Regions from separate parts of the Homo sapiens genome. Here region 2 is linked to region 1. The links are chromatin loops, found by intact Hi-C in ENCODE. Cell type or tissue: Caco-2. All regions are shown on one strand. Each heading gives the region's core, and the rest is flanking DNA. Links, peaks and the distances in the headings are about the cores only. Region 1 overlaps LOC124900191 (a long non-coding RNA gene). Region 2 has its middle 120 kb from the start of LHFPL2.

What was found. Peaks named below come from ENCODE experiments on the same cell type or tissue, not always from the same donor. Only the 100,000 strongest peaks of a DNase experiment are listed, where the experiment ranks them.
Region 2: a loop joins it to region 1, with 2.0 times the contacts of the local background. A loop is called at or near these places in 1 of 110 quality-filtered maps.

The regions. Positions count from the first base shown.
Region 1 is chr5:78,676,097-78,680,493 of GRCh38, forward strand. The region is part of intron 4 of LOC124900191 (a long non-coding RNA gene); the gene reads right to left. Among named protein-coding and RNA genes, the nearest start is that of LHFPL2, 30 kb to the left of the region's middle. In Caco-2, for the core only: no CTCF peak of the experiment used is centred there; DNase peaks (open chromatin) are centred at 2,475 and 3,125.
Region 2 is chr5:78,770,307-78,774,703 of GRCh38, forward strand. It overlaps a transcript of LOC124900191 not described here. Among named protein-coding and RNA genes, the nearest start is that of LHFPL2, 120 kb to the left of the region's middle. In Caco-2, for the core only: no CTCF peak of the experiment used is centred there; no DNase peak of the experiment used is centred there.

The DNA.
Region 1 (4,397 bases), core at 92-4,091:
TTCAGGGCAAAGATCTTGATAGAAAGACAGAGCAAAGTCCTTTTGGGTGTGGTTCTGTGTGCAGGTCTAAATATAGTTGCTTAGAATGGGCCTCAGGAAAATCCTGAAAGTGGGTGAGGTTTCTGTGTCTTCTTCTGGAACCCCTCTCACGCTTCCTGGCAAGTTATCCTGAAGACTTCCATTTGTATAGAGCTTTACAGTTTGCCAATAACTTGACGTAGATTATCTCCTCTCCTACTCACAAATACCCTGAGGAAGGTATCATTACCATCATCATTTTATAGCTGAATTACTTTATCATTTTATAATCAAAGATACTGGGCTCATTCAACAAATATTTATAGAGTAAACCAGGTGTCAGGCCCAGTGGAAACACAACGATGAAAGAACAATACCCAGGTCCTCCCTTCAGGGAGGCCAGCAGAGAATACTAATCTCAAGCAGGAAGTGACAGCACAGCACTAGGCTAGGATGCCTCGTAGAAGGACCAATGATCCCAGAATGGAACAGCTTTCTGCAGGAGTCATTGCCTGATTTTTTATAGGACCATGGTTAGTAAGATAACAAGAGCTACAGGAAAAGCATTCTAGGCCATCCCGTTCATTCTTATTTGACCTCTCAAAAAGGAGATCTACCAATTCAAATGAATTTCCAATGGTGGCATATTGGATCTTAAAACCAAAAGAGGTCGTTGGAGCAGGCAGTGTGTGGGGTAGTGTGGGCCCAGACATGTCCTCCTGCAGTCCCCAGGTTGGCTATGCCTCCTTGCAGGGACTGCAGACCAGCCTCTGGGACACTTTGCTGAGTAGGCCTGACAACTGTGGCCTCCTCTTCTGAGGCAGAGCATGCAGTAACTCCTCATTCCTCCCCTCAATGAGAGATCTCATTACACCACATAGAGGGCAGCCCTTCTGGAAGTGACAACCAGGGAAACGGAGTCAAAGCTCTTCAACTGCAAAGGCGTAGTCTAATACACACAAGTACCAAGAAGTGTTACAGGTTGAGCATCCCTAATCCAGAAATCCAAAATCTAGAAAGCTCCAAAATCTAAACTTTTTAAAGTGCTGACATGATGCTTTGCTTTCTGATGGTTCAGGGTATACAAACTTCGTTTCATTTCCAAAAAATTTTTAAAATATTCTATAAACTTACATTCAGGTTGTATGTATAAGGCATATATGAAACATAAGTGAATTTCATGGTTAGACTTAGGTCCCATCTCCAAGATATCTCATTATGTATATGCAAAAATTCCGAAGTCTGAAAAAAATAAAAAATCTAAAACACTCTGGTTCCAAACTTTTTGGATAGGGGAGATTCAACCTAGCAATTGTTTGTGGTCAGAGGTGAGAGTTCAATCCAGGACAACTTTTCCTGTTTCTCTGACCTCCCTAAAGAATACATGGAACCTGAATCTCCCCTGCAGAGGTGCAAAGGCAGCTAATACCCCAGGGCAGCAAACAGATCTCCAGAATTTTCCGCAAAGAGACTAGTTCAGCATCTCCAGGGATTGTCAGGCATTTTTACCACTGCACGCTTTTGATTTTTCTCTCAACTGAGCACAACAGAAAATTATTTTGAGGAAAAAAATATATCACTTCAGCCATGCTAACTCCCCTTTAAAGCCATCTGGGATACCAAAATGGGTGAGATAAGTGTAAAATAATTTTAAAAGATGCCATTCCTAGAAATAGTACAGAACTGCTTCCTTATGTGGCTTGTTGGTGGCCAGGGGTCTGCAGGCTGTCCTGGATCCAGGCCCAGGAAGTGACTCAGATGTGGCAAAGAAGCCATGTTGTTGAAGAACATCCCGGGGCTGGATTTGGGAAAGGCACATATTCGATGATGACATAAATTCTGGTCTTGTGCACATATTGTTTTGCAAAATCCAGGCATGAGATCATTTGGCTTGAATATATTCTCTGAGGGTTTCTCACAGACAAACACAGTTATCTGAATTGAGTTAGACCAGGGGAAAGGCATTTTAGGGATTATCTGATTGTACATGTAGACGTTTAAGCGTTTCTCAGTCAGGACAAAAACCAAGGGTTTTCTATTTGCTCTCTGGAGGAAAAGCCCACGGATCTCTTATCATGTCATCTTTTTCTACTGCTTTATGGAGAAGAACTTACAATGTTTTCTCCAAATCACTGGATAAAAAGAAAGAACAGCTGTTGCTCTTCTTTCAGGCAGCATTTATTTGACTAGATGAGTGGTTGGTTGGTTTTGTTTAGTTTCTTGTTTTAGATAATTCAGAAGAATAAGAGCCTCTAAGATTACTCACAGTTTTAACTAGGACTTTCTACTGCAAGTGGGAGGTCATGAATAATACTCGCTTTAGAGAAGCTGTAGTGCCTCTTTCCAGAAGAGACTGGTTTGACACATCACACCCTTGTGGTGTTTCTGACCACTTACATCAGAATCACCCCAGGGAAACCAGTTAAACCACACATATCTGGACTCCACTCCAGAGAGCCTCAGGGAGGGATCATGGGCCCAGGAATCTGCAGGTGTTTCTGATGTCCACCACACTTGCAATCCATAGCCCTACCAATGCCAAAGAAAGTGGTCATTTTCTCATTCTGCCACATCCTTTGCTTGATTCTGCTCAGAATTTTTTCTTAATATAACAACTAAGTCCAAAATATTACCACTCAACAGAAAGGTACAACAAATTCAGGCCCATTAACAGTGTGAAATACTAAAGGGCGGCTGGGCACGGTGGCTCATGCCTGTAATCCCAGCACTCTGGGAGGCCGAGGCGGGCGGATAACCTGAACTCAAGAGTTCGAGACTAGCCTGGCCAACATGGTAAAACTTCGTCTCTACTAAAAAAGTACAAAAACATTTAGCTAGGCGTGGTGGCATGTGCCTGTAGCCCCAGCTACTTGGGAGGCTGAGGCAGGAGAATCACTTGAACCCGGGTAGAAGAGGTTGCAGTGAGCCAAGATTGTGCCACTGCACTCCAGCCTGGGCGACAGAGCGAGACTCCGTCTAAAAACAAAACAAAACAAAACAAAACCTGAAGGGCAAGAAAGAACCTGAAGTCTAACCGATCATCAGTTTCTTGAGTAGAAGAGAGAGAGCAGCAAGTGTCCTAAGGCAGACTTGCAGGCCAGAGGGGAAAGGAGATACCTCAGAGTCTTGTGCAAGAGGCCAGGTAGGGCAAGTTTTATCTTTTTTTTCATCTGCAAAATGTTTAGAGTCATCTTCTGCAATCAAGAGGCTTGCAAATAAGGACAGACTCAGAAAGGCTCAGAAATATTCTCAAGAAAGAAGGAAGGAGCAAATTTTATGAAATCCTGAGAAGATGGATAAAGAATGTACACCCCCATATTTGGAATACTAGAAATGGGGGAATGCCCATTGAAATTTGAAAGACATTTTAGGTGTATAGAAATGCAATGACTGAATAACACAACTGGTCATAAACTTAAGGTAATTATTATCTCAATAGATATTCCAGATTGGAACTACAAATACATTCAAGAAATATTTTAAAATTTAGGGATTATAGATCTCTATCAGGTTATTAAGGTAACTGGTGATAGATGAGATGCATGCCTCACTTTAAGGCTGATTTCCTTGGAGAATAATAGATATATACCAGCAATTTTTCTTGGGGTCACACCAAAATACGGTATTTCTAGGGTTTTCATGTCCTTAGTTGTTTGGGGTATACATCTGTTGCATGGCAGCAGCCGTATAACAGGACATGAATTTCAATTCTATTTTTCCTGCTTACTAGCTGTGAAATGTTGGGTAACTTACTTTACCTTTTTGGGCCTCAGTTTCCTCATTTGTAAAATTAAATATCTATATGTATGTATTGCCATTATATATTTACCATATATACACACTATATATGTATTTTAAATTATATATATAATTTGTATATTATGTATATAATTTAAATATATATAATTTGAAATAAAGTGTGTACACACGGTAAATATGTAAATATTATTTATGTATTTATTTACTTATTAAATATGTATTTATATAAATACATATTTAAATTATATATGATTTATTTCTTTATTTATATTATATATAATTTAAATATATAGGCCGGGGTGGTGGCTTGAGCCTGTAATCCTCAGCACTTCGGGACGCCAAAGCAGGCACATCACTCAAGGTCAGGAGTTCAAGACCAGCCTAGCCAACACGGTGAAACCCTGTCTCTACTAAAAATACAAAAATTAACCAGGCATGGTGGTGGGCACTGTAATCCCAGCTACTTGGGAGGCTGAGGCAGAAGAATCACTGGAGCCCAGGAGATGGATGTTGCAGTGAGCTGAGATTGTGCCACTGCACTCCAGCATGGGTGACAGAGCAAGACTCCGTCTCTCTCTCTCTCTCCACATATATATATATAATTTAAAATATATGTATAT
Region 2 (4,397 bases), core at 293-4,292, 94 kb after region 1:
GAACAGGATTTCCTACAAATTATCCTCAGTCCTTTGAGGGGCAGGTCAAAGGCAAGGGAAGGGGGCCAAGGGCTAGGGGTCCAACCATGCGCGGGAGAACAGAGCGGGGGCTTTGAGTTAAGAGCTTTGAGTCTGGGCTCCAATTCCAATGCTACTGGCCGAGCGACTTCACGCAACATAATTTCTAAAATGGCAAAAACATTTATCTAAAGAGTAGATATTATTGTGAAGGGTTTAGTGGCCACTGTAAGAGTCAGTAGTGTCTGGCCAATAATGCATCCTTAGTAAAGGTTAGTTCCTTACCTTGCTCCTGTAATTAGCAAGATATGGCACATCTGATGAGTTAAACCACAGAATCCAAAGAGGCTGTGGTGAACTGGGGCCAGGTGAGGCCACGTGGGCACCCAGGGGCTACGGGCTGGCTGATGAGACAGAAAAGGGGCAATTTCTAGGTATTAGTAACACTGAGTTTCCTGGGGTATAGGAAGGGCCCTTATGATCTAGGGGACCATAGATTATAATTGTAAACCAAAAAGTATCTGAGACAGGTCTCAATCAATTTAGAAGTTTATTTTGCCAAGGTTAAGGACATGCCCAGAAGCAAAAAGCACGGAATCAAAGAAATGGTCTGGGGTTTGTGCCTTTCTCCAAAGATAATTTTGAGAGATGGCTTCAATATTTAAAGGGGAAGCTGGGTGTGGTGGCTCATGCCTGTAATCCCAGCACTTTCGGAGGCTGAGGCAGGTGGATCACCTGAGGTCAGGGGTTTGAGACCAGCCTGGCCAATATGGTGAAACCCCATCTCTACTAAAAATACAAAAATTAGCTGGGCATGGTGGCGCACACCTGTAATCCCAGCTACTCAGGAGGCTAAGGCAGGAGAATTGCTTGAACCTGGGAGGCAGAGGTTGTAGTTTGCCAAAATCGTGCCACTGCACTCTAGCCTGGGTGACAGAGCAAGATCCAGTCAAAAAACAAAAACAATTAAAGGGGAAAAGCAGGCTGGAGAAGAAAGAGGGAGGGTATGGAAATCCACGTGTTGCAAGAAAAAGGATCAGGTAGGACAATAGTCAATTATGTATTCGTCTCAAGCTCAGTAAATTGGCACTTTACCGATAAGGTGAACCTGTGAAGATATTTAACCTTTTATCTGTAGCTTAGCTTTATCTGCTTAGGAACAGAAGGAAAGGCAGTTTCTGCATGAGTCAGCTTTCAGCTTAGTTTTTTTTTCTTCTGGTATAGTGAATTGGGGTCCCAGTTTTTCTTTTCCTTTCACACAACCTTGGAAATTAAGGTAGAGAAAGGGGATCAGAACCTGACTCAGGGAACTTCTTTTGTTCTTTCTTTTACTTCCCACACTATACTGATGTAATCAGGGAACTTCTTAACCCAAGAAACTTACGTGTTGTTTCTTTCTTCCTCCTCTCAGTATTGACTTATTTCTTCTAAACATTTCATCTCTGTCTATTGCATCTCTACCAACTTGTTTATTGACTTTCCTGGCTTCTTCCTTTGGTTGGATCCTATGATTTTCTACTGTCTCGCAGAGGATGTGTATGTTGATTTCTTATCGTGTTTATACATTTCACTCATTTAGAATTCTTCCCTTGCTTTGGGGTCTCCAGGCACACGAGCAAAACAAACTGTTAGAAAAAAAAGTGCAGCTGTGATTCTTCTTGGAGGAAATGACAGGCGGAGGGGAGAGTAGTGCATCAGGAAGTGAAGTCGCCAGTCACCATGGAGCACCACCCAGCACCAGGCGTCGGGCCTGGGCACATCAGAGCCAGCGTGCCTGCCCCAGAAACATTTCCTTGTCTCTAGGGCAGTGTTGCCAAGTCATACACCTGACATTACCGACATTGAATTACAGTGAAAAGTGATTCACTCTTTATTCTCTTTCTTTCCTTCCATGCTGGAAACAGTTCCTAGCTCAAGTTTAAGAACAATACATATTACTGTGTCTATTTTTGTGATTATCAATGATAGAGGTATTTCTTTTATCATGGTAATAAAAAAGCATTCCTTTAAAGTACTAGAATAAGTAAAGAATATCAATTTAAGGAAAGGCACCATGGTAAGACCCCCACTGACGAAAAGGCCTGCATGGGCCCCAGCGGTCTGAGGTGGGGCTGGGAGGGGCTGCTGGGGGGCTGCAGAACCTCTGAGATCGCTTGGCATCCCCCCGGCCCTGGCTGCCTGTGGCGTTCCAGCTGCTTTTTTGGGCGGGAAAGGAGCATCTGTGGACCTCAGTGATAGAACTGCAGGTCCCACTGAGACGAACCCTTATCCTTGTCCTGGAGTCCTGGATGTGGGGGGGCCCCATATTTCCATCACCTGTATGAGTTAAAGCCAAACACTTTCATTCATGCTCTGGCCTAAGAACCAAGGAAAACCAGATGCCCTATTATGAAGCCCCAACAAGTAACCTTTTATTTTTTCTTATTTTTTTTTGAGATGGAGTCTTGCTCTGTCATCCAGGCTGTCAGAGTGCAGTGATGTACTCTCACCTCACTGCAGTCTCGACCTTCCAGGCTCAAGTGATCCTCCCACTTCACCCTCCCAAATAGCTGGGACCACAGGCATGCACCACCACGCCCGGCTAATTTTTATACATATATTTTTTGTAGAGATAGGGTTTCGCCATGTTGCCCAGGCTGGTCTCAAACTCCTGGGCACAAACGATCTTCCCGCCTCGTCCTCCCAAAGTGCTGGAACTACCGGTGTGAGCCACCGCGCCCGGTCCAAATAACCTTTTCAAACCAAACCGGCTGCTTCCCTAACAGATCCAGAGTACATGCTAATCAAAGGTTTTGCCTTTAGAAATACTTTATACAGAAAGAATTCACAGCTCTCATGTGGGTAAAAAACGAAAACAGGCCGGGCGTGGTGGCTCACGAGGTCAGGAGATCAAGACCATCCTGGCTAACACAGTGAAACCCCGTCTCTACTAAAAATACAAAAAATTAGCCGGGCGTGGTGGCGGGTGCCTGTAATCCCAGCTACTCCGGAGGCTGAGGCAGGAGAATGGCGTGAACCAGGGAGGCGGAGCTTGCAGTGAGCAGAGATCGCGCCACTGCACTCCAGCCTGGGCGACAGAGCAAGACTCCGTCTCAAAAACAAAACAAAACAAAACAAACAAAAAAAACCCAAAAAACAAAAAACAAAAATTAAGACAATGTAGGTTTCCTTGCTGGGCTTCACGCAGCATTCCTCTGACTGGTGAGCCCCTCTGCTTTCCCATCCTGTCCTGGGTCCTTCTCCTCCTGTCCAAGCCTCACGTTTGTGCTCCGCTGCAAGTGAGCATCCTGGGAGCAGGGACTCATCAAATGCCCCCTCACCCCCTGCTGGGGTCTGGCCGGGCTTGGGTGCCTTTATCTTCACCCAGTGCATGTTACAGCATGAGCTTGAATGATTTCACCTATAAAATGTTGACATAAAGGGCAAATCTAAACTTCGATTCATTTAATGCAAATAAAAGCCCAGTAAATCCTGTTTACCTGTTTTCCCGAGGAAGGAGGAGCGTGCGTGTTTATCTCCTCTGTCTGGCTCTGCAAGGCTCTGGTCTGCACTAGAGGCAGAGTCCCTTCCTTGCTGGCCTGAATGATCACACACTGGCCCCTCGGTGTCCAGGCCCCCTCCTGAGGCCCGTGGAGGAGAGTGAGCACAGGGTGGGGTGTGAGTGTGAAACCACGGCCCTTTGGAGTCAATATCCTGGGAACATCTGGACCTCATTAATGAGATTAAAAGGAAGATTTCCTGAAGACTGACTGACATTTACCTACCATCTTGAATCTCTAAGAGGGCTCAGCAGGGCACAGTAGGATTTGAAAACCAACCTGGGAAGGGGCCACTTAATTACTGTCTTGTTACAGGGGTGTAAAGGTTCACGATGGCTGTCTCCAGGTGGTGGTTTACGGATTGTTTAATTTTGTTATGTTTTCTATATTTTTAAAAATTGTAATAGTAATATGTATTATCTCTATTGTCAGAAAAGTAATAAAGGTGATTAAATGAAATATCTGAAGTGCAGTCAATGACTGGTGACTTTGGTGAATTAGTTTGAGAATGAAAACATCTCTCCAGCTTCCTGATGGCCACAAATCCCTGATGTCAGGCCCAGGGAGTTGCCGCTCTCCTCTTCTGCCATCCTGGCGGTGGCTCCCATGGCACCAGGGCAAAGGTACAAGAGACGTGGTGGTTACTTCTATACCATCTGAATCCACCTGGGTAGCAGGGATGGTCAGGGCTTTTCAGCAGGAACCAGTCTATACACAGTATGACTATTCTCTACTTGAACAAAAAATAGGATTTAAAGTTTAAGTGGTCACTGCAAAGGATAATAATTATTTCAATATATTTAGTATCGGCCAGTATGATGGTTAATATTGAGTATCAAC